Regions from separate parts of the Homo sapiens genome. Here regions 2, 3, 4 and 5 are each linked to region 1. A link is a loop called in an ENCODE intact Hi-C map of the cell type or tissue named here. Cell type or tissue: endothelial cell of umbilical vein. All regions are shown on one strand. Region 1 overlaps CDYL (chromodomain Y like). Region 2 overlaps PRP4K (pre-mRNA processing factor kinase PRP4K). Region 3 has its middle 42 kb from the start of CDYL-AS1. Region 4 holds the start of LOC124901247 (a long non-coding RNA gene). Region 5 has its middle 180 kb from the start of LINC02533.

The links. Peaks named below come from ENCODE experiments on the same cell type or tissue, not always from the same donor. Only the 100,000 strongest peaks of a DNase experiment are listed, where the experiment ranks them.
Region 2: it touches region 1 in a loop (16-fold over the local background); 4 of 110 quality-filtered maps call a loop at or near these places.
Region 3: it touches region 1 in a loop (2.9-fold over the local background); 4 of 110 quality-filtered maps call a loop at or near these places.
Region 4: it touches region 1 in a loop (6-fold over the local background); 5 of 110 quality-filtered maps call a loop at or near these places.
Region 5: it touches region 1 in a loop (19-fold over the local background); 43 of 110 quality-filtered maps call a loop at or near these places.

The regions. Positions count from the first base shown.
Region 1 is chr6:4,934,469-4,939,468 of GRCh38, reverse strand. CDYL (chromodomain Y like) reads right to left here. Exons shown (of 7, transcript NM_004824.4): 3 at 3,698-3,954; 4 at 1,732-1,904. Among named protein-coding and RNA genes, the nearest start is that of LYRM4-AS1, 67 kb to the left of the region's middle. In endothelial cell of umbilical vein, a CTCF peak has its summit at 2,700 (motif pointing right); a DNase peak (open chromatin) is centred at 2,718.
Region 2 is chr6:4,052,785-4,057,784 of GRCh38, reverse strand. PRP4K (pre-mRNA processing factor kinase PRP4K) reads right to left here. Exons shown (of 15, transcript NM_003913.5): 11 at 4,912-5,000; 12 at 1,350-1,464; 13 at 598-749. Among named protein-coding and RNA genes, the nearest start is that of FAM217A, 24 kb to the left of the region's middle. In endothelial cell of umbilical vein, a CTCF peak has its summit at 2,131 (motif pointing left); a DNase peak (open chromatin) is centred at 2,134; H3K27ac peaks cover 993 bases.
Region 3 is chr6:4,731,065-4,736,064 of GRCh38, reverse strand. It overlaps a transcript of CDYL not described here. Among named protein-coding and RNA genes, the nearest start is that of CDYL-AS1, 42 kb to the left of the region's middle. RefSeq lists a silencer at 890-1,088 and enhancers at 2,269-3,158, 3,159-4,049. In endothelial cell of umbilical vein, no CTCF peak of the experiment used is centred here; a DNase peak (open chromatin) is centred at 2,984; H3K4me3 peaks cover 188 bases.
Region 4 is chr6:4,463,699-4,468,698 of GRCh38, reverse strand. All of the region lies in intron 2 of LOC105374894 (a long non-coding RNA gene), which reads left to right. It overlaps LOC107986561 (a long non-coding RNA gene), which reads right to left. Exons shown (of 3, transcript XR_001743939.2): 3 at 3,920-4,031. It overlaps LOC124901247 (a long non-coding RNA gene), which reads right to left and starts at 3,886. Exons shown (of 3, transcript XR_007059419.1): 1 at 3,799-3,886; 2 at 2,095-2,365; 3 at 1,321-1,892. RefSeq lists an enhancer at 874-2,073. In endothelial cell of umbilical vein, no CTCF peak of the experiment used is centred here; a DNase peak (open chromatin) is centred at 2,258.
Region 5 is chr6:4,311,211-4,316,210 of GRCh38, reverse strand. No RefSeq gene overlaps it. Among named protein-coding and RNA genes, the nearest start is that of LINC02533, 180 kb to the left of the region's middle. In endothelial cell of umbilical vein, CTCF peaks have their summits at 2,903 and 3,105 (motif pointing left); a DNase peak (open chromatin) is centred at 2,670; H3K27ac peaks cover 958 bases.

The DNA.
Region 1 (5,000 bases):
ATAGTAATTCTGAAAATGATTAAATATGTCATGAGAGGCTAAGGCAATCCCCTTCAACCCAGAGGTGTGGGTTCCAGGACTCCTGTGATGGGCTGTTTGGTGCCCATCAGAGCCATCTTGGGTGTCAGTCAAAGAAAGACGTCCCTGCCTACCCCAGACTCAACAAAACAGAAAAAAGAGCCCCCCTACCCACCACACCAATCCTGCTGTGCAAGCTCTAGAAGGGTTTAGGTGCTAGAAAGCCCAGTGCACCAAGGGCAGTGCTCAGCTGGAGCCTAGTAACTATCAAAAGTAGTTCAACTTCAGCCCTCCAGAAATCTGGGATTTTGGAAAAGATCCAACTTACTTTACTGCCATTTTGCCAGTCTACGTTTTCTTTCATTTTTCATCCTCTGTAAGTTAAAAAGGCAAGCACAAAGGGTTTATGGGGGCCACCTGGGGATATGTCATTTTAGGGAGGTGAGTAGAGAAGCATAGCCAACTTTCATGTTGATGACTAGGTTTCATCCATTTTAAATAAAATTCATCTCCGAAAAATCAGACACTTCTAATTATACATGGAGTGATTAGCATGATAAATGAGGGGATATGATTTTAGACGAATTAAGTGGTTTTAGAGAAAGTTTTGCTGATATATGTTATCATATAGCAGAGGAAAATCCAACAACCAAGGAAATAGAAATATCTCAAAGTCATATTGTCACATGAAAAAAGCAAGTTGCAAAGCAACAACAGAACTAAATTGATACTATTTGTGTGTATATATGAAATAAAAATTTGAAAATGCTTAGATCAAGACATCTATTGTACATCATGGTGACCACAGTTAATGTATTTTTATACTTGAAAATTGCTGAGAGTAGATTTTAAGTGTTCTCACCACACACACAAAATAGTAAGTATGTGAGGTAATGCATATGCTAATTAGCTTGATTTAACCATTCCACAATGTATTCGTGTTTCAATACACCATGTTGTACACTATAAGTATATACAATTTTTACTTCTGAGTTTAAAAGTAAGTCTAAAAAATTAAACTGAAAATTATAACAAAATGTTCAGAAAAAGGTTGGGGAAGACACACCAATGAATGTTGGATACCTTGAGGGGAGTGAGGGACAAGGAGGACTTCTGCTTTTTATTTCCTACTATCTGGTTCTCTGTCCAGTTGGAACTTAGGATGAAACTGAACAAGAATGTGCACTACTTGTATTTAAAGAAACAAAAAAAAAAAACAACAAAAAAAACCAAAAAACAAAACTCTCCATGTGGTGTTACGGAGCTATCTCATCATAAAGCCTAGACAATTTACTTCAGAGTCGAGCAAATGGTAACTTACTATTTGGAAGAGATCTTTATCTAGGGGTTGAGGACAGAACATACTCACGGCACAAATAATAGGAACTCTGGCTACCCATGATCATCTACTCTAATCATCAGAACATTCTCCGAACACTTGCAGGGTTTAAACCAACCTTGAAATCAGTTATCTGCCCAAGGCAAGTAGTAATTCATGGCAGGCCCATAGAAAAGATTTTGCCCAAGGCAAGTAGTAATTTATGGCAGGCCCATAGAAGAGACAGATGATTTAATTAATTTTGCTGCTCGTGTCTCTCCATGGGAGAAGATGTGTATCTTATTCTCAAGGCTTGGTCAGGCCCATTCTATCAGGATTGGTTTACCAAAAACAAAACACCCAACCAATGTTTAAAAAACATCATTTTTACATACCTGATAGCTTCTGCCATTTTAGTGCTTTCTCTTTTCCTGTCATCTGTCAGACGTCGTATAAAATAAATAAAGTCAAGTCCACAACAGAAGACGCTGCCAACGGCGCTGAGCAGTACCAGCTTGCTGTCATCGGCAGCGGCCGTGCTCAGAGCACTCTGGACTTCTCTCATTACCTGAAAGTCACCAGAAGTTAAAGTGGCAAAGAATATTTTGGGTTTAAAATCTTAAAGCATTTTTTTTTTTGGAGAGAGTCTCACTCTGTTGCTCAGGTTGGCGTGCAGTGGTTTAATCAAGGCTCACTGTGCTCTCTAACTCCTGGGCTCAAACAATCCTCCCGCCTCCGCCTCCTAAGTAGCTGGGACTACAGGCTTGTGCTATCATGCCTGGCTCATTTTTCAACCTTTTTGTAAGAGATGGAGTTTTGCTATGTTGTCTAGGGTGGTCTTGAACTCCTGGGCTCAAACAATCCTCCCGCCTCAGCCTCCCAAGTAGCTGGGACTATAGGCTTGTGCCATCATGCCTGGCTCATTTTTCAACTTTTTTTGTAGAGATGGAGTTTTGCTATGTTGTCTAGGATGGTCTTGAACTCCTGGGCTCAAGTGATCCTCCTGCCTTGGCCTCCCAAAGTGCTGGGATTACATGCATTAGCCACCGCACCCTGCCTAAAAGCATTTTATTACTGGAGAATCTGCATCTGTGAAAAATGCATCATAGCCTGATACAGTTACTGATATCTACCATGATTTTAATTAATTTGCAAATGTCTCATTTTCTGTAACCAGAGATTGAGATGCTGGGGATGGAGTAAAATATAACTACATAACTCGAGTATAATTAAAAAGACATGGGAATCTACGTTATCTTAGTATTTATACAGCCATTGCGGCTCTTAGATAAGGCAAATTGCGGCTCTTAGATAAGGCAAGTTGCTTATTATATCACTGGGCATTTCTCCAGTTTGGACAGCAGGTGGCACATTCAAACCAGTTGAAAGAAACTCATTCAGTTCTACTGTTTTTTGTTTTGTTTTGTTTTAAAAACTACCCTATTACACTTGGGACAGAAAATAGTTTGGTGCGTAAGTGCGTTAAGTCCAAGCACATTAGCATGGACTGGTAATTTTAGGGCATAAAATCATTTTAAATGATCTCTGTGAAGCATTTAAAAATAATCAATGAAGGGACTCTGCAGTCTAAAAATGTACCAAGGACCAACTTTGAACTGGTTTGTTATGTGACCCCGGGCGAACACACAGACTTTCTGTAGTTAAGTTTTCTTGTCTGGACAAAACTCAACCTAGCTACTCACAAACTACTAGGACTTAAAATTTTGGAAAGATATAGGTTAGGTTCAAATACTCCCGATTCTAGAAACTTCACAAAATTCATGTTCTAACCTTTCCAACAACCAGTTCTGGAAAACTTACTTACTAGGCACTATCAGCAATGAGCATGTGTGGAAATCCCTGTTGCTGTGTGTTCTGCTACAACCGCTGAGGAGTATCTGGGGACTGGAAAGATGATAAATATTCTGAAGGGACTGGGATCCCCGGGGGCACTTAAATTCTGTCTGAACAAAGAACCCTTTAAGGATCTGATGAAAGCTAAAGCAAAGCGCGTGCACACACATTTCCCACGTGCCTTCATGGAGCCCCGTGCCCGCCAGATGAAGAGCTTCCAGGCAGGAGGTGAACCACAGAGGCACAGAGGCCTGGGTGGACCCACACCCGGGAGAATGGGGATGGACACTCAGCACAGGCCAAGCATCCTGAATTCACGGCCATTGGAGGTGGGACATGGAGCAAAGCCCGCAACTTCCCCTCTGCTCCCTCCCTTCTGGTGGGCATCGGGAGATGGCCCAAAAGGAGGTTTAGAAAGAGCACAGGAAGAGCCAGTTCAGCCAGGCAGGCCTGGAAATCAGGCAGGGAGAAGCGCGAAGCCCACGCCAGCCCAAGAGCGCCTCTCACCTCTGGATTTAGTGAGTTATTCTCTGAGGACTTTGTGGATAACAAGATGTGGGTGAAGCCATCCTGCTTCCTGACCACAATATCTCTGTATCTGTAGGCACTTTCTGTTTGCCTCACGCTGAAACGCAATCGCTTGTCAAAAGGCTGGTCTCTTCTGTCGTCAATAAATTTCCTTTTGCTGGCAGTCACTCCTGTAACAGATGTCTGTATGTTGGTTGTCCCATTGGCTGTTAATGCATCCATGAACGGAGATGTACCTGCCGAGAGTTTGAAATCACAGTAGTCTGTGATGTCCCACCACCAGTTCACTCCCAGGTGTCATCTTTGAATTGGATAAAGATGTTCATTACACACTTAGGATTAAACGAATATAAGAATATTAAAACTTAGAACCTTTAGAAAGCCAAAGTCTACTTTTAAAGCCACTTGCTCTCTTTCAAGCTCTGACAAGAAAGTCACTCTTTTGTTTCACCTTGCCTAAAAAATACAGATGGAGAGGTACTTATTGAAAGGAAGCTACATAGTTAGAGATTTTTTTAAAGGACAGAATCAAGACAGAATGGGTCTCATGGAGAGTATCTATTCCAGGTTTGAGAAGCCGAAAGAAAAAAGGAAAATAATCAAGAAAACATCTTATTATTAGAGTCAAGGCCATCTAGTCGAAACTTCTTTTTCCAAATGCAAGATAAACTGGATAGACACGTGGATGCAGCCAGCCTTCTCTGCGGGTCATAGAGCTGTGTGGCAGCCACCACTTCAGACCACCACCCCTGTGGGACACTCAGGAGTTGTTTCTAGCTGCCCTGGGAGGGACTATCAGAAAGTCCATCTACTTGTTCCAGTTCCACTCCTTTTTCAAACAGCCCTGTTAAGCAGCTGAAGATAGCTCTCCTCTCCCCCACCACATAAAGCATCCTGCCAACGTTCCCTCGTATGTCACAGCTCAACAGCAGCAACTGTGTTTTGCCAGGGTCTTGAGATGGGGTCTTGCTATGTTGCTCAGGCTGGTCTCAAACTCCTGGCCTCAAGTGATCCTCCTACCTTGGCCTCTCAAGCAGCTGAGATGTACAGGCATGAACCACTGTGCCTGGTTAAGAATGCAAATAATTATCCTCCTGTCTGTATGAATTGTCCAAATATGATCCAATGTGGTGATGAATGTAGAGTGGATGGGGAAAAAAGGAATGAAATGTAAGAAAACTAGATCAGACTTTACTAGTAGCATTAGCAATGGCAGAAGTTCTCTGAGGGCGGAGCATGAAGAATTATGAATCAGAAATATTTCCTCCAAAGTGAAAGAGAA
Region 2 (5,000 bases), 880 kb after region 1:
AGACTCCGTCTCAAAAAAAAAAAAAAAAAAAAAGCTAAGTTATGGCCCTCAGATACTTTAATAAATGCTTACATTCTTGCTTCATGTTAAACAGAAACTAGCATTATAGCTGAAGTATCAGCGGTGAGTTAGAAAGATATTAAATAAGAAAAGGTACCAAGAAAGGTACCTTACTTTCTCAAATAACCTCCAATCTTTAATAAATTAATTAACATCAAGTTCCTCTTACAATATCTAATATTCACCTATTCATTCTCTGACCACTAAGCATGTTCTTGTATTTTACCTAATTCAACTTACATCTTTTTCCATTCTGTCTTCCAAACATTTTGAAACTTTTACCCATAAGGGTGTATCCCCAAAATATTGCTGCTCTCTGTCCATCATTGAACAAGTTCTCTTATCCTTAGCGCTTGGCTGATTAGAACCACTAATTTAAAACACCAGAAAAGGGAAAGACCCTAAGAAATCATGATAGCCATCTACCCACCTTTCTGAAATTTTTGTTTTATAGCTCACTAGTGGTGAGCAAGTGTCAGCAGTCTTGTCAGTTAATAAGAAACTAAGACCTTAAAGAAGCTCATGCTAATGTCTTACCTTATTTGGCATCTTTCCTTTGAGATCCATTGCAAGCTTCAGCATATGGTTATTGGTTTTGCCAGGGAATAAAATTTTTCCAGTATAGAGTTCGTATAAGGTGCAACCTACAGACCACATATCTATACCATAGTCATAGCTTTTACCTATAACTGAAAACAAAATCAAAGTTTTAATATACGAGGATAGAGAAAACTGACGACTATTAATTTTTATTTCCATTAATGAGGGGCTGGCTACCTTAGCTTGGACTATAACCACAATCTTCATGCCTTAGTTTGACAATTAGTTTTGTGTTCTTTCCCACTAATTCTTAATAGAGACTCAAACTTAAAAACCTTAAAAAATGGAGGTGTAGGGGAGGAACTTAAAGGGCAAAAGAAAATATGTATTTCTTCTCTTTTCTCATTTCGCCTTTGGTGGAGGTGCTAATCAGCCTCAACCAAGGCAACAGGAAAAAACAAAGGTCCCATACAATCCATAAATGTGATAATCAGACCTTGAATAATCAAGAGCAGTCTTCTAAAGTCGAGGATTTTCCACAACTGTTTTGCTACTCTTGCCCGACATGATCAAGACTCCTGTCACAACTACCTTCATTCCACCTGAGGAGGATGAACTTGCTATGGTTCCCTTCCTCATGAATGAACTCGTGCAGCTGCTGAAGTGTGATGGAAAACAGTGCTTAGACATTAAGTATGCGGTTTCCACCACATATGATGGCCCAGGTCAAAGAACATTAAGAAACTTACTGATTTCAGGAGCACGATAAAATCTACTGACAAGATAAGGTGTTATGTCATTATCCGCAACATGTGAAGCCGACCCAAAATCGCAAAGCTTTAAAATAGTTTTGGATTCATTAACCTGCAAAACATTTTTTCAAGGGAATTTAATTCAAGCCAGGAATAATTAATACAAATAAATAAAAATTATTGGCTTTGAAAAGTTTTATTAATTCCAATACTGAGAACAAAGACATTCATTTAAAAATTCCTTTTCTATTTATTTTTAATTCAATTTCCTAACTATGAAAAGTTAATATGTATCAAATATTCATTACAATGAGTAAAAACTGTTTTCAGTGAGGAAATGGATATCACAAAGTACATTTAATTTTAACAACTGCATTTTTAAAAGGGTGGGGTACTGAGAGAAAAATCTAATTTCATGAAGCAAAGCATCTTCTAAAAAGACCCTGAATACCTGAATAAAGTCAAGTTTTATAACTAAGGAATCAGACTTAACTTTCAGTTGCCAGAGAATTACAATGGCAATGAAAGCAGAAGGGTGATTCAGAATAAACTTGGACAAAAACAAAATATTCTTCATCCGAAGCTGCTATATGATCCCAAATTTAGCAATCACTTCAAGTCTAAAAAATATTAAATCCCTCAAATATAAAGAAGGTATTAGTCAAGAAAATGTTAAATATATCTGGCAAAACTGATAAACATGAACTCTATATTAGTCATTTGTTTCTTTTTTCCTTTGTAAATACTTCAACATACACAGTAATAGTGACATCTGCTGAGAAAGGCTGGAGTTGCTCCCATGACTGCTGCCACTCATGAGTCAGAGGCATGTTCAGGATTAACAAGTGAAGATAATTCATATTCCAGAGTCCCTTCCCCCCTTCAAAAGAGACACACACAAATTCCGAGTTGGGACTTGAACTTGGCCTACTGCTCCCACCCCAAAGCAGCATAACACTATAGCCTTAGGCAGTCTCTATGGGGAGACTGGACTATTATAAATGATATCCAGAGTTAAGCTATTAATAGGAACAGAAATGATTATTTTTAACTCCCACATTGATTACTATTCTTTTCATCTTGGGAATCAGAAAAGCATCTTAAAATAGAAAAGTTATTTTAAAACTTTTTAAAGTGTAAGCTGAATTCAGCTACTTAAGCAGTTTCAATACCCACAGAAAACTTAAGAACCATTTTAAAATTAGAATCCATCAGTGGAACTCTTGGGCTGGCTAAAATGCCTTAAAGAATAGCAGGGTATCCATACTCATATGCACTTCAGTTTGCTACACAACTTCTGCTCCTGTCATGAGGAATGTGGTACTTAAACCACACTGATACCTGAAATTACGAGCTAAAGGCTTTGGATTTTCATTAACAAAAATCAGCTCCGTCATTAAGGTCTATTTTTTCCTTCCCCAGGAAGACGGGAAAACATTTCTTAAATGTATGTGAAAACCTATACTAGTTTAGCATTAGGTTTTAAAAACAAGAGTTTCTTCTGTGACACTGGCAAATGTGTTATTCTTTAACCTCCACAATGGTCACAAAGACGCTCACTGTAAATGACCTTTTAAATTGTACATGTTTTGCATATTCTTTGACATGAACCATGTATTTCACAATTAAAAAACAAAAAATTGGCTCACGCTTATAATCCCAGCACTTTGGGAGGACGAGGCGGGCAGATCACGAGGTTAGGAGATTAAGACCATCCTGGCCAACATGGTGAAACCCCGTCTCTACTAAAATACAAAAATTAGCTGGGCGTGGTGGCCCCTGCCTGTAATCCCAGTTACTCGGGAGGCTGAGGCAGGAGAAATGCTTGAACCAGGGAGTTGGAGGTTGCAGTGAGCCGAGATCACGCCATTGCACTCCAGCCTGGTAACAGGGCAAGGCTGTGTCTCATAAAAAAAACTGAGGTAAAAATCAACTATGAAATTGGCCACACAAATTTATACTTCATTTTTAATGTACCTACCATTTCAATGAAATTACTCAGCTCCCCTAACTCCAAGTTACATTAGATATACAATACAATAATAATTCAGACCAAACATAAAAATGGAATACACCTCATTACTAATGTGGTTGTCTGGAAGGAAATAAAGGAAATATTTTAAGATATTAACAAAAAAGAAAAAGAAATATGAATTAAATAGCTTAGTTATTGATTAAAAAAAAACTCCTTAAACTTTAATGAGATCACCATTTTTTAAAGAATTTATCTTGGCCAAGCATGGTAGCTCACACCTATAATCCCAGCACTTTGGGAGGCTGCAGCAGGAGGATTGCTTGAGCCCAGGAGTTTGAGACCAGCCAAACCTCATCTCTAAAAAAAATTTTTTTTAATTAGGCAGTCACAGTGGCATGTGCCTGTGGGTAGTCCCAGCTACTGGGGAGGCGGAGGCAGGAGAACTGCTTGGGCTTAGGAGTTGGAGGTTACAGTGAGCCATTATGGCACCACTGCACTCTAGCCTGGGTGACAGAACAAGACCTTACCTCAAAACAAAACAAAACAAAACAAAAAAAACAAAAGAAAAAATCAAAAGTATTTATTTTGTTATAGCTCCAAGAGTTCCCAATAAAGAACACCTTACACGCTTAGCTTTTAGTCTTCAGGATCTCTCCTAGGCATCAACTGTAGGAGAACTGATAAAGAGAACCCATTTTAAAAAAATGAAATGCAGAATGTTACCAGCATATAAGCTGGAATTCTCCAAGTTGCGAACACGACCCAAACTGAAGGCCACAAAACAGGGTAAAGTAATGGGGCCAGGGAGGGGAGGAGTGTGTGTGTGCATTAATCACATCACTATGATAATATGTATGTATTTCAAAATTTTAAAAACATATACATTGTGAAATCTGCTGTTACCACCAGAAGTCACTAGTCGAAGAGAATTAAGGTTTCAAAAGGTGAGAACACATGGACACACAGGGGAACAATACACACTGGGGTCCGTCAGAGGCTGGAGGGTGAGAGATGGGAGAGGATCAGGAAAAGTGGGTACAAACCCTCCATGACACAAGTTTACCTATGTAACAAGCCTGCACATGTACCCCTGAACTTGAAAGTTTAAAAATAAAATAAAATAAACTTCAAAAGCGATGCCTTTAAATATAATACCTAACCACAACTGAGCTTTATTGTGTTTGAGCCCCCAGGAGCCACAGCTTAGGGAGCTATAAAATTAGCAAACAGAAGAGTACGGACACTCCTTATTTCAAAACAGCAACATGTGCAGCATTTTTCTAAAGATAACAGAAGAAACTCATTACTACAGTAAAGCATTCCAGGATTGGTGCACACTTTAAATCTATCAGTCAAAAGAGAAAAAAAGGGACAATTGTACATTTCCTTTTTCTTCATACTTGTCAATAAAATTTCACTGTCCGATTTCCAAGAAAGATAAAAAAGTATTAGTCATTTGAAATAGGTTATTAATATACTGAACTATGCTTCTAAGATGTCGTTTCTCATAGTAATAATATTACTGCTAGTAAGAAGTGAAATGTATGTTCAAGATGTACAGCGCAGCTTGGCTGTTTGACTTACCAGGATATTGTCTGGCTTGATATCTGCATGTAGGATATTGCATCTTTTAAGGAGTTTCAATGCCAGGAACAACTGCTGACTATAGGATC
Region 3 (5,000 bases), 200 kb after region 1:
AAACAGGAGGGCTTGGTCAAAGGGTACAACATTTCCCTTATACAAGTTCTAAAGAGCTACTGGAGAGCATGCTGTCTATAGTTAACAGAACTTGCATACTTGAGCATTTACCAAGAGGGTAGATCTTAACTGTTAGGTGCTCTCATCCCACCCCCCCCCATCACGTGCACACATGCACATAAATACAGAGGGCGGGGGAACCTTTTGGAGATGATGGATATGTTTATAACATAAATTGTGGTGATAGTTTCATGGGGGTGCACGTATACATTAAATATGTACAACTATTTTTTTTTTTGAGATGGAGTTTCGCTCTTGTTGCCCGTGCTAGAGTGCAGTGGAGCGATCTCAGCTCGCCGCAACCTCCACCTCCTGGGTTCAAGTGATTCTCCCACCTCAGCCTCCTGAGTAGTTGGGATTACAGGTGTGCACCACCAAGCTTGGCTAATTTTTTTGTATTTTTAGTAGAGATGGGGTTTCACCATGTTGGCCAGGCTGGTCTCGAACTCCTTTCCTCAAGCGATCCACCCACCTAGGCCTCCCAAAGGGCTAGGATTACAGCCATGAGCCACTGAGCCTGGCCTGAATAGGTACAGCTTTTTGTATGTCAATTATATCCTAATAAAGTGATTTTTTTTAAAAAGAAGCATTATTACTAGAGTACACATTTTCAAATGATTGTGATAACTGCATTTCAATGTAATTGATAACCTTTGTAGTCCTGTATATTTTATTTTATAAACTTAAAAACGTCCTTTTTTTTTTCTTTTTTTTGAGACAGAGTTTCGCTGTTGTTACCCAGGCTAGAGTGCAACGATGTAATGAATCTCAGCTCACCGCAACCTCCATCTCCCGGGTTCAAGCGATTCTCCTGCCTCAGCCTCCTAAGTAGCTGGGATTACAGGCATGCGCCACCACGCCCAGCAAATTTTGTATTTTTAGTAGAGACGGGGTTTCTCCATGTTGGTCAGGCTGGTCTTGAACTCCCGACCTCAGCTGATCCGCCTGCCTCGGCCTCCCAAAGTGCTGGGATTACAGGCATGAGCCACTGTGCCCGGCCAAAAACATCATTCTAAGGAGTCCACAGCTTCACCAGACCACCAAAGGGACCCAAGCACAGGACAGATGTAAAGGGAGAGTGTGGTGTGGGGCGATTCCCCTATGGGCTCTTCCTTGCCAGATGGACTCCAAGCTTGCCACTGGGAGAAACCAAGACCTACCTGTAAAGCGGGAGGCTGCTGTGCCCCGCTTTGCTCACTGCTCACGGAGATGCTGGGGTCTGAAGGCCCATCTGGTGCTGACACTAGCACAGAATAATGAGAAAGTTTCTGAGAGAGGTGGACCCATCCTCTTCCCCATCCCCATCTTCCCTCCATCCCCATCCCCCAACTTCCCATCCCTGTGCCCTCCCCTTCCTGAATTAGGAGTCTAACTGAACATAGAAACTGGTCTCTCCTTTTCATCTAGAGAATTCTGAATGCAAAAGTCTTGCTGCAGCAGCCCGTCCCAGCGGGATGAAGAGAAAGCAGACAGAGAGAGCAGCTACACTCTCCCCATCTGGAATGTGGAGTGGAAGGATGTGCTGTGGGCCAAGTGAATGCAGCAGACAGTGACTCAGGCCATCTGGCTGGTGACCCGCCCAAGGTGGCTGGCTGTCTGGTGGGGAGCCCCCTGCATCATGTGCCCCAGGCTGTGATGGGGAGAGCTGGCAGGAGCCTAGGAGTGGGACTCTGAGATGACCCAGTATGCATCAGACAACAGTGCCCTGGAGAGACCCTCAAAGGTCTCTTGAGCCCACACAAGGGGACCCTCCCAGAGAGAGAGTTTGACTGTCAGGACAGCTGCATGACTTACATAAAGGCACCTTTCCCCTAGTCCTTTCCCCTCCCTTCCCGACAACGCCAGAGGGGAAACAGCAGAGAGAGGGCTGGGCGTGGTGGCTCATGCCTGTAATCCCAGCACTTTGGGAGGCTGAGACGGATGGATCACCTGAGGCCAGGAATTCGAGACCAGCCTGGCCAACATGGTGAAACCCCATCTCTACTAAAAAATACAAAAATTAGCCATCACCTGTAATCCTAGCTACTTGGGTGGCTGAGGCAGGAGAATAGCTTGAACCCAGGAAGCAGAGGTTGCAGTGACACGAGATTGTGCCATTGCACTCCAACCTGGGTAACAGAGTGAGACTCTGTCTCAAGAAAAAAAAAAAAAAAGAAGAAGAAAAGAAAAGAAAAAGAAAAAGAAACTGCAGAGAGAGAGGAGAAGAGGAGTAAAATGCAGAAAGAGCAAACAGCCCACCTTCCAGAACAGGGACTGCAAGCCTGGCCTTAGGTGGACGGGAAAAGCCTTTAAACGAATATAAAATTAATCTTTGCCTTCACTTACTGAAATTTTCATACCTGAGATGGAGTCTTAATGACCAGAATGAAGTTTCTCTTAAAACTGAGTGACTAAAAGGCTGTCTGTTCAGCACAAGGAGTAAGGAAGGGGACAAAAGTTTGGAGATTTGGAGCCAGAGGTTGAAAAAAGTATTTCATGGTGTACACCAAACAATTTAGACTAGTCTTGTGTAATATTTATCCATTTGATCTCTGTCTTTTTAAAAACACATAACCACTCACTTTTTTCTTTTTTTTTTTTTTACTTTATCTGAGTCACATACATTTTTACGGTTTCATTTTTTTAAAAACATGTAACTTTTTAATCCAACTGGAATTGATTTTGCCATGCTGTGGCGGAACAGGGACATGGCTTTTACCCTGAGGTTAGGATTGCAATGTGTCCAGGAAAGCCCTGGATTGTCACTGCATGCCTACCTGGGGGGTTTCAGTGAAGAGTCACTGACATTCCTCTTGAAACTTGCAGGGCTCTGCTTGATCATCATCAGGCAGGCTACTGCTCAGGCCCTGGGGAAGGAGAGGAAAGCACAGCAGCTGAGTCACCGGGAGGGAGACACTCATGTGTATAGGGAATCTGTACCCAGAGCTGCGAGGGAACGTGCTTCCTGGCTCTGGGCCACACAGGCTGAACGGCAGTGGGAGGCTGACTGCCTTAGGTGGCTGAAGCAGAATGCTGAGGAATAGGATGGATTTGCTGACGTTTCTTGGAGGATCCGAAGTAGCTTTCACTGTTCCGCTCTCTCCCACTCTGCAGCGCCGCAGGGACTCCTCACCACCTCTGTTGTCCCTGTTCAGCCAAATACTCCATCTAATCCTCCTATCTCTGCCTGTCTTCCAGGCCGCTATCTTTTCTTTCATTTTCCTTTTCAAACTTGAATCTGTTTTCCTCCCTTTCATTTGCTTATCTATTGCTTTCTCCTTGTTTTTTCTTATTACCTTTTTTCCCCTCAAAATTGAAGGGATACTGAGAATTCCCCCCCAATCCCCCCCTCTTTTTTTTTAAAAAACAGGATCTCTCTCTGTTGCCCAGGCTGCAGTGCAGTGGTGCAACCAGAGCTCATTTGCTGCCTCAACCTCCCAGGCTCCAGCAAGCCTCCCACCTCAGCCTCCTGAGTAGCTATGACTGCAGGCATTCACCACTATGCCCAGTGAATTTTTTATTTTTTAATGTTTTTGTAGAGATGGGGTCTTGCTATGTTGCTCAGGCTGGTCTTGAATTTCTTGCCTCAAGTGATCCTCCAGCCTCTGCCTCCCAATGTGCTGGGATTACAGGCATAAGCCGCAGTGCCCAGACATTTCTTCCCATTAAATTAAATTAATTAATTAATTTAGAGACAGGGTCTGGCTCTGTTGCCCAGGCTGGGGTGCGGTGGCACAATCAGAGCTCACTACATTTGCAATCTCTGGGGCTCAAGCAATCCTCCCGCCTCAGCCTCCTGAGTAGCTGGAACTACAAGCATGCACCATCATGCTTAGCTAATTTTTGTACTTTTTGTAGAGACAGGATCTTGCTATGTTGCCCAGGCCAGTCCCAAACTCCTTGGCTCAAGTGATCCTCCTGTCTCAGCCTCCCAGAGTGCTGGGATTACAGGGATGGACCACCATGCCCAGTCATTTTTTCCTATTTTAAATCAACTCTACATATTACTTTTAAATTATCACATATTTAAAATTTGTATTTCACACATACAAGAGAATATATTATAAAATAAAATGACCTCATGTAATTGACACCGAAAAGAAATAAAACATTACCATCTTCCCCCTCCTTCCACAGATTACTAGTCCCTTGAATTTTCTTGCATATTAATTTTTGCAGGAGGCAATGATTTCTTTTTTTTTTTTGAGACAGAGTCTTTCTCTGTCACTCAGGCTGGAGTGCAGTGGTGCGATGTTGGCTCACTGCAACCTGCATCTCGGCTCACTGCAACCTCTGCCTCTGGGGTTCAAGTGATTCTCCTGCCTCAGTCTCCTGAGTAGCTGGGATTACAGGTGCATGCCACCGCATCTGGCTAATTATTGTATTTTTAATAGAGATGGGGTTTCACTATGTTGGCCAGGCGCTGGTCTCGAACTCCTGACCTCAAGTGATCTGCCTACCTCAGCCTCCCAAAATGCTGGGATTACAGGCATGAGCCACCATGCCCGGCCAGGAGGCAACATTTCAAGACATGTTTTTTGGATCCATAATGGAAGGGGATGAGACACAGAGGGAGCCAGGGGCACCTGACATAGACCCTGGAATTCTTACCATTTGAATTAGATCATGATAGCCCCTTTAAAAGGCATGCTGGCTATTTAGGTAGTTTAATACACTAGCACCCTTTAATACTGTAAGAAGGATTTATGTCTTAACTACTCATAAAGATGAAAATAGGTTGGGAGATCCATGATTTATGTGAACACTTCATGTGAAAAAACCTGGAGGCTTCAGTTAGCTACGAGATTTATATAAGCTGAAGGTGTTAAGTGGTCTTGAAAAAGACAAATACAATCGTACAATGTATTACCAGAAGTGTAACGTTCCGGACACAGGAGAAGTCAAGCAATGGAGTATTCGCACTAGTCAGGATAGCACACTCAATGCTGAGCATCGTTACG
Region 4 (5,000 bases), 470 kb after region 1:
GTGTTCCATTACCAGAGGAAAGAATCTATTGCTATCACCACATGCCTAAAGTGGCCTTTATTCCAAATATTGAGAACCATTGACATGAGTTCATTCGCTTGTCAAATATTCATTGAGTGCCTCCTACGTGCCAGCACTGTGTTACTACAGATGAAGAGGAGAGCTATAAGGTGGAGAATCATTGATGGTGAATCACTGATTAAAACTTAAAAAAAAACACAACAAAACTAGGAGAGAATCTGAAGAGGGAAATAAAAAATGAATCAAGACACACTGAAGAAAACAATTGAAAAATGTAAAAAGCCTAAAAATTTTTTTTCTTTCATATTGCTGGACACTTTTATTTGCACAGACACAAAATTGAAACTATACTATAGAAATGGAAACAAAGGCTGGTCACGGTGGCTCACGCCTATAATCCCAGCACTTTAGGAGGCCGAGGCGGGTGAATCACCTGAAGGTCAGGAGTTCAAGACCAGCCTGGCCAACATGGTGAAACCCTGTCTCTAGTCTCTACTTAAAATATAAAAAATTAGCCAGGCTTGGCGGCGCATGCCTGTAATCCCAGCGACTTGGGAGGCTGAGGCAGGAGAATCACTTGAATCCAGGAGGCGGAGATTGCAGTGAGCCAAGATCACACCATTGTACTCCAACCTGGGCAACAAGAGTGAAACTTCATCTCAAAAAAAAAAAAAAAAAGAAAGAAAGAAATGGAAACAAAGTAGAGGAAAAGTTATGGTGATGGATGTTTAGATAATTTTTATTAATAGGTAATAAAAATCTCTAAGCTGCTGATTCGGAAAACATAATCTAATTTGTTCCCTCAAAAAGTGTTTTTTAATTTAATTATTAGGTGGGTTAATCGTCTGTGTATCACACAACTTGTAATTTGTGTTTTTGGAGTGATATTGAATTAAAAGCTTGGCTTTCACCGAGGTAGAAATACAGTCATCTCTCCAACACCAATGAATTACTAGGAGGGCTTCCATCCTAACCTTCTTCACCTTAAATCCTTTCGCTTGTCTTCATGTTACAGGTGTGCAATTTGCTTCCTGCCCCAGCCCTGACCCTGAGATGCAGCATGGAGGGAGTAGAGGGGTGGGGTTTGCGAAGTCACTTCCAGTCATCGTGGGACCTTTATGGAAACCTGGGCTCCACTCCACAGGATGAGTCTCAACTGGAACCCTTGCCCATTGGGCTCACTGTTCCAATCTAAAGGGCAGGCTTTCCACTACTCTTTGGGACTTGTAGTTTGTGGGTTTTTTTCACATGCACATCATCTTACTTACAGTTCCCCAAGAATAAAAGCTTTCCATCTCAATTCTGGGCACTCTAAGTTTACCTGTATTTCCTTTTCACTTTAAACAAAGGTAGTCATAGGAGCCCGTCATTTCCCATGACTCAGGGAATTGAGTTCATGTTGCTTGCCTTGTGAGTGCTTACAGCCTGTATGTCATAGCATTTAGAAATGTCACTGAACCTAGGTTCGGCTGCTCGCTCCTTGAGAGCCAAACTGGAGACACAAGAGTTGGTCGGAGGAGAAGTAGGTTTATGAGGAGCTGGCAACCTGAGGAGATGGTGGGCTAGTGTCACAAAGACCATCTCGAATTTCTCAGGCTGGCCAGGGGTGTTATGCGAGGGGGAGTCTGGGGGAATTATGTACAAGAGCTGAATACATGCTGGTCAGTCTGTCTAGTCTCAATGACTGTCTTGAATAATGGGCCACCTGGTGGTCTGGCTGGCATTAGCTTGATTGCAACAGGAATACAGATGAACGGCTCAGCCTTCTTTCCAGAGTGGGATGTTCTGCAACCTGGATTCCATGCTTAGCGTTTCAGGTCAGTCCCTGCAGTTCTTTAAGCAAAGCACGTGAGTTAAGCATCATCAAAAACCTAGCATAGAAAGAAGGGGGATAAAAGGAAAAAAAAGGAAAATAATTGTTTTTCCAGATAAGGTGGTAGTTTCTGTTACAGAAAGAGCCCAAAGTTTATAGATAGAATCCAAATGTCTCATGTTATAGGCGAGGAAACTGGTTCTGAGAAGTCAAACTTGAAAACAGCAGAACAAAAACTAGAACCGTTTTTCCCAACTTACCTTCAGGCGCTCTCTTCACATCACAAAATGTCTGGAAACATCGACATCTCCTTTCCCTGCGTCCTTTCTGGACATGGTTTGATGGCTCCTAACAGTGCCAGGCACACAGCCAGTGTTCACTTCCTTCTTGTGTAAACAATCAGACTCAGCCTCTCTCTGAACAACCACTTAATCCGAAGAAAGGAAGCCAACGTGCCCACAGGTCATTTTCTTAGCTGACTGAAGACTGGAGGATGGATCCCAGAGCAGCAAAGACGTATTCAATGTAGACCTAAGAGAAAGAGGAAAAGGGATGTCATGGCTCATTGTGCCTGAGAGACTCCATGTCCTCCCATGTGACCAGGGTTCCACTTTTCCAGATAGCACCTTGCTGAAAGATTTCTCCAGTGCCAGGAAAACTGTGCACTGCTCAAGTTTTCCCACCTTAACAAAAAGGTCATCTCATAAAGAATCTATTTGGTCACTAAGGGCCACACAGCAGGTTATTTCCTAATATTCATTGTCCCTTTCTTCTATAGAAATAGAATCTTTAGACCGGGCGCAGTGGCTCATGCCTGTAATCCCAGCACTTTGGGAGGCAGAGGCAGGCGGATCACCTGAGGTCAGGAGTTCGAGACAAGCCTGGCAAACATGGCGAAATCCCGTCTCTACTAAAAATACAAAAGTTTGCTGGGCATGTTGCACCTGTAATCTCAGCTACTCAGCAGGCTGAGGCAGGAGAATTGCTGAACCTGGGAGGCAGAGGTTTTAGTGAGCCAAGATAGCACCACTGCACTCTAGCTTGGACAACAGAGCAAGACTCCGTCTCAAAAAAAAAAAAAAGAAAAAAGAAAAAGAAATAGAATCTTTAACCTGGGCACAGGCTGAAGAACAGAGAAAGATTCTGTTCTCCAGCTTCCAGTGCATTGAGTGCAGCCATGTGATTGAATTCTGGCCAGTGGGCCCTGAGGGGCTGTGTGGTATGCTGTTCACCTCCATGGGAAGGTGTGTGTGCTCCTGTCTCTTTCTTCCTTCTTGCTGGGTGGAATGCCAGTGTGACAGGGGCTATCATGGAAATGGGGATGCCACAGAGCAGCAAGGTCAAGGCTGACAGGCAAGACGATTGTCTCAGTCAGCTCGGGTTGCCATAACAAAATACCACAGATAGGATGGCTTCAACAACGGGAGCTTATTTCTCAATGGGAGCTTATTTCTGGAGGTGGGAAGTCTAAGATCAAGGTGCCAGCCAATTCGGTTCCTGGTGAGGGCTCTCCTGCTGGTTTGCAGAGGGTTGAGTTTTTGCTGTGCCCTCACAAGGCAGACAGAGATCTCTGGTGTCTCTTCTTCTTATAAGGACACATACCCTATTGCATAAAGGCCCCACCCTTATGACCTCATTCAATCTTAACCTTTAACCTCTCAAAGACCCCATCTCCAAATGTCATCACATCAGGGGTTCAACATATGAATTTTGCAGGTTTGCGGGGAGATACAAAATTCAATTCATAAGAAAGACACACATCACAAGCAAGGTCCCCATGCTTGCTTGGACTTTTGCGTGATTGAGAAGTGAATTTCTAACCTGTTACACTACATTTGGGAACTTTTTTACATCCAGAGAAACTTATAATTTAATCTGTATAGTAACTTAGGTTTCATTCTTACTGACATCACACTAATGTTTGTTCTTGCCATTGTTTTTTGGTGCCTAGCGTAAATACTCACTGAAAGAAAGCATGCAGTGGTTCTAACCAGACACAGGCATCTAGGCAACAGGTGTGAGAATTCCCACATGGCCCTCCCCACATGCGGTGTGATGCATTCTCATCAGAAGGCAACTGGTTGGACTGTGAATGGCTCACTGAATTGCTGATTGCAGAGCACCTCTGGGTGGGTTCCATGCACCCTCCAGCCTGTGGACCATAGCAGAACACATCTGGAAGGCTTTCATTTTTTTTCTTTGGAAAAGAGGGAAAGAGGAAGACATGACATTGAGTGAGAAAATGAGCGTATATTTGTTTGCTAGAGCCGCCATAACAAAGTACCACAGACTGAGTGAACTTAAACAACAGAAATTTATTATCTCACAGTCTGGAGGCTGGAAGTCTGAAATCAAGGTGTTGGCAGAGCCATGCTTCCTCTGAAGGCACAGAAGGATCTGTTGTAGGCCTGTCTTCCAGCTCCTGGGAACTCCTGTGGCAGTGTAACATCAACCTTCACTTTGACGTGGTGTTCTCCCTGTGTAGAGGATGTGTCCACATTCTGCATGTCTCTGTGCCTAAATTTCCTCTTTTATAAAGACATCAGTCATATTGGATTAGGGTCCACCCTAAGGACCTCGTTTTAACTTAACTAATTACATCTGCGATGACTGTATTTCCCAATACGGTCACTTGGGGTTAGGAGTTCAACATATGAATTTGGTTTGGTGGGGACACAACTGAACTCATAACAAAAGGTAAGAACTAACAGAGTATTTCAGCCAAACGGTTCCAGCCAACTGCTAGCAGGAGAGGAGACCAAAGGTGTGTCACAGAACGGCAGAGAACCAGGTATGGTGCATCATCCTAAGAGGGAGTAATGAGACAGAGCCTTGTGGTTTCTGCAGTGAAGGCTTGATCTCAACTAATGCTGTCTTCATTGCAGCATGGCCAATGATGACCAGGGTTGCAGAGTTTTCCGTGGAGCTCCAGGACCCAGAAGCCAACTGCTGTAGCTCCTCGTTGATGCTCTGTCTCCTGCATGCCAGCTGCCCTCCATCCCTTCCTGGGAGCCATGGATCAAAACTATTACTGCTGTCTCTGGAGGCCAAACACCAGAGGCTGGTGTTTTGTTTTAGAAAATACAGTTTATCCCTTTTCAATGACAAAAGAAATAATGTTCATTATAGCACAGTTGGAAAAAGCACCAAAGTTAAGAGCTCATAG
Region 5 (5,000 bases), 620 kb after region 1:
TTCACAGATGTGGCCCAGATCACTGTGGCTCACTTTTCTAAGCCTGATCCCCAAGTAGATCAATGGATCTGTCTCAGGAAGAGTGATCCTTGGAGAGACACATAATGACTCCCTGCAAATGATTCTCCTATTTGAAACACAGCTCAAGCCAACTATCATTGCTTTAAAGGGGAGAATAAAAAGAAAGGCATGCTCACTTAGCATGTGAAATTGTCCTCTATCCTTTGACCTCCTCTGCCTGGCTGTGATATTGTAAGTTGATAGAATACCACCGCATTCCCCTTAGCCACAGAAAATAAAGGAAGGGGCTTCATCAAGAATAGCTTCAAGTGAGGGAGGGAATGATCAGGTTTGCTTTCAGGAAAATGGCTGCAGTGTGTTGGTGTGGAAGATGGATGCTACTCAGGAGACTAGAGTTAGGGAGCCCACTTCGGAGGCTACTGGCACAGTGAAGGTGAGAGGAGATAGAGCCTGAGCTAAAGCTACCTATGGGGGACTGACGTGAAACATGTGCCTGTAATAAATCCAGTGCATTGGTAATAGATTTGGGGGAGGGAATGGATTTGTTGATGCAAGAATTTAGGGAAATTTGAGTGTCTACATAAAATGACTGAAAATATTATGATCCAGGAAAGGTTAAGAACCACTCATTTAAGAAAACCGACAAAGAAAAGAACCACTAACTGGGAGAGAGAATAGCCTTAGATTCTGTATGATGTTCTGCACCTTCTTTTTAAATTCCCCGGCTATTGATCTGGAATTTTATGTATAACTCTAGCACCTGCCAGCAAACTCTAAGGTTAGCCTATGCAAGGAAATGAGGAGAAAGAGTGAAATAACTGTATTTAATGGTTTCTGGTTTGACTCTCTACATGGGGCTTGTGACCTTAGCTAAATTGAAGACTTGGATGACTATGAAGGGGACAATCATGAAGTTGGCCCTGACCCTTGCTTGTAGTTCTTTAAAGTCTTTATAGTAATGATTTTATTAAATAAATAGCTTTGCAAAGCCTGTACAATTATTGTTGTCATAATCATTAATGTAACTTATCAAATGGCAGAGACTACTGAAGCTTGCTTGGTTCCTTAAAAGGCATAGGGAATTGGTGGGAAATGCCAAAATCCTGAAATGGTTTTTCATTACAACAAAAGAGAACAATGAGGATACTGTTGTCAGATATCTCAATGAGGCAAATAAAGTATAGAAAGAATTCTTCTTCTTTTAAAAATGACACTTCTTCTGATTGTAAAAATAACCCATAGGCATTGTAAAAGCTGTAAAAATGTAAAAACAGCAAAAACAAGTAAATAAATGCCAACCATATCCCAACAGCCATACATAATTATTATAAACATTTCGATGTATTTTTCGTCTTTCTTCTAAAAATACTTTTTTGTATAATTGGGAGTAATATTGTATTGTACATAACATTTTTGTATCCTAAGATTTTTTTCACTTAGTATTATAATTATGATCTTTCCTACCATCATTATTTTTCAAAAACATGATTGTAATAGCTATTTTTCCTTCTTTATAAGTGCTCCTTCAGTAGATATATTGTGACGAGTATAAAATATGTTTCTTATGTTCTCAAGATATAGCATTAGTTTTATGTTTAAATGCAATCATAGGAACTGGGCCTTTCTATTGCCTTCTTGTCTCTTTTGTGTAGATCTTTCAGTAGAAGCTCTCTTAAATGACCTTCGCTTAGCTGACTCTCCAGATTAACTGACTGACCTTCTGTTTACTCTATTTTTTCATGACCATGCTGAATCCCTATAGCCCAGTAGTCTACTGTGATACACTGATATACTTTTGCTCTTCCTGTTTTATTTGTATGCTTACCAAGAGTTGATTGGGTTTGTTCCCAACCTGTTTCTGCCACCTGTACATATTATAATGACTACACAATTTAATTATATACTTCAGCAATCCATAAAATCTCAGGATTAAAAGAGTGTAATTTCCATGAACATAAAGTAGAATCCTTCAGAAACAGTCTATAAAGAAAAGTCACTTATTTTTACTGAAAAATAATTGTTTATAAAAATCAATCATTTCTATATACTAGGAATTATAATTTGAAACTGAATGTTAAAAAAACAGCATTTATGATTGTTCACAGGATCTATATGCTGAAAACTATGAAACACAGATGAAAGAAATCAAAGAAATCAAAGATCTAGATAAAAGCAGAGATACACAATGTTCATTGATTGGAAAACTCAACATAGTAAGAATGAAAATTTTCCCCAAACACATTTATAAATTTACTGCAGTTCCAATAAAAAGTTCAGCCATATATGTACACATGCTGATTCTAAATTTCAGGTGAAAAGGAAAAGGAATTAGGATAGCTAAAACAATTTTTGAACAAAAAGAATAAAGTTGGATTAATAACACTACTAAAGTAATCAAGATAGTATAATAGGACTTTTGATTTCAAAATGGCAGAGTAAAAGCAAGCTGGTTTCACTCTCCCCACAAAAACCAAAAACAAATACACAGTACTGAGATTATTGCCAGCAATATCCCAGAACTCAAATATCAGAATGAGACAGTTCCCAGGGCAACAGAGCTGTGAAATCACTCGGGGCAGATAGTAAAAGGACTACCGTATCCATGACACCCTTCCCTCCAAGTCTGCCTGGCACAGCACCAAGCATGAGAAAAATTTCTCCCTGACTCACAGTTTCTACACTGGAAAAAGTGAGACTGAGGTGCACAACCAGCTTCTTTACCAACTTGGGCTCCCTACTACAACAGTCCCTGTCTCAACCCATGGGAAGCATCAGGAGTGCCTGAAAGGAGAAATAACCCTGATTACAGCCAGTGACAAAGGTGGGGGTATTACCATTCCCAGACCCTGAAGCTTTACTATGTAACTAGGCCAAAGGAAATGCCAAATTAGTGTGGCTGTGCAGCAGCACTACACTGTGGAAGGTTTGTTCCACAGGTCCCCTGGGCATAAACTCTTAGCCAGCCTTCCCACACTGCCAGGATGTCCCCTTTGAGATCTCTCCCATTTGGAATGGGCAGCACTCTGGTTGTTTACTACAACTGAGGCAACCCTGGGCTTAAGGCACCATCTAGTGCCAAAAAAGAGGCAACAACATCATTGGGGAAAAAAAAAGATAATCTACAATTAAATTACAAAGCATTTCTAGGAAAACTTATCCAATAAAACCCAAAACAATCCAGGCAGAGAAGACTGAAATAAATAATCCTTCAATGCAAAGATGTAAATGTACATCTACAAAAAACAACAGCAAATGGGGAACCATGACCTCCCCAAATGAACAAAACAATAAACCAGTAACTGACCCTAATGAAACTGCAATATGTATGCTCTCAGATCAAAAACTGAAAATAGCAGTTTTAAGAATACTCAGAAATCTCTAAGATAACACAGAAAAGCAATTGAGAAATTTATCAGAGAAATGTAACAAAAAGATTGAAATAATTAAAAAATCAAACAGAAATCATGGAACTGAGAAATACATTTGCTGAATTAAAAAATGCAACAGAGGCTCTCAACAGCAGAATGGTGATATCAAGCAGAGGAAAGAATCAGTTAAGTTGAAGATAGGCTTTTTGAAAATGCACAGAAAAGAAAAAAATGAAAAGAAACAAAGATCACCTAAAAGATATAAAAAATTACCTTAAAAAACAAAATCTAAGAATTACTGGTGATCAAAACAGAGTTGAGTAAGAATAAGGGATAGAAGGTTTATTCAAAGGCATAATAACAGAAAACTTTTAACACTTGAGGAAAAATAAATAACCAGGTACAGAAAGGTCAGAAAACACCAAGCAGATTCAACTCAAATGAGACTACCCCTGGAATAAAATGTTCTACCCCTAATCAAATGTTCAAGAATAAAAAATAAGTAGAGAATCTTAAAAGCAGCAAGAGAAAAGAAGCAAATAACATATAAAGGAGCTCCAATTGATCAGCCAACAGACCTTTCAATGGAAATCATACAGGCCAGGAGGGGGTAGAATGACATTTTCAAACTTCTGAAAGAAAAAAAAGACTGTCATCCAAGAATACTATATCCAACAGAGCTATCCTTCTAATATGAAGCAGAGAAGTCTTTCCCAAACAACAAAAGCTGTGAGAATTTGTCACCAGACCCATCTGACAAAAAATGCTAAAGAGAGCTCTTCAAACTGAAAGAAAAAAATACTAACATGCAAAAACAAACAAACAAAAAAAAGTGTAAATATATAAAACCCACTGGTAAAATTGAGTACATGACAAACCCAGAATACTCTAATACTGTAATTGTGTTCTGCAATCTACTCATAACTCCAGTAAGAAATCTATTAAAAACAATAATACCTACATCAACCTGCTAAAAGATAGACCACCAAACAATTGTTTTGCATTTATTTCTGGGTCCTCTATTCTTTACCATTGGTCTACGTGTCTGTTTTTATTTCATTACTGTGCTGTTTCAGTTAGTATAACTTTGTCATATATTTTGAAGTCAGGTAGTGTGATCCCTCCACCTTTGCTCTTTTTGCTCAGATTGCTTTGGTTACCTGGAGTATTTTGTGGTTCCAAACAAATTTTAGGATTACTTTTTCTATTTCTGTAATGAATGTCATTGCATTTTGATAGGGATTGAATTGAATCTGTACATTGTTTTGGGTAGCCTGGTCATTATAACAATATTAATTATTTCAATCCATGAACATGGAATGTCCTTCTATTTTGTTTTATCGTGTTCGATTTTTTTCATCAGTATTTTATTGTTTCTCTTGTGGAAGTCTTTCACTACTGTGGTTAAATTTATTTCTCAGTATTTTTTTCTTTGCTATTATAAATTGGATTGCTTTCTTGATTTCTTTTTCAGCCAGCTCGTTGTTAATGTATAGAATCACTACTGATTTGCAGCAGAGAGGTGGGTCTCATTTTTCTAAAAATTTATTCAGCCAGTCTATATATTTTAATTGAAGAATGTGATCTATTTAGATTAAAGGTTATTATTGG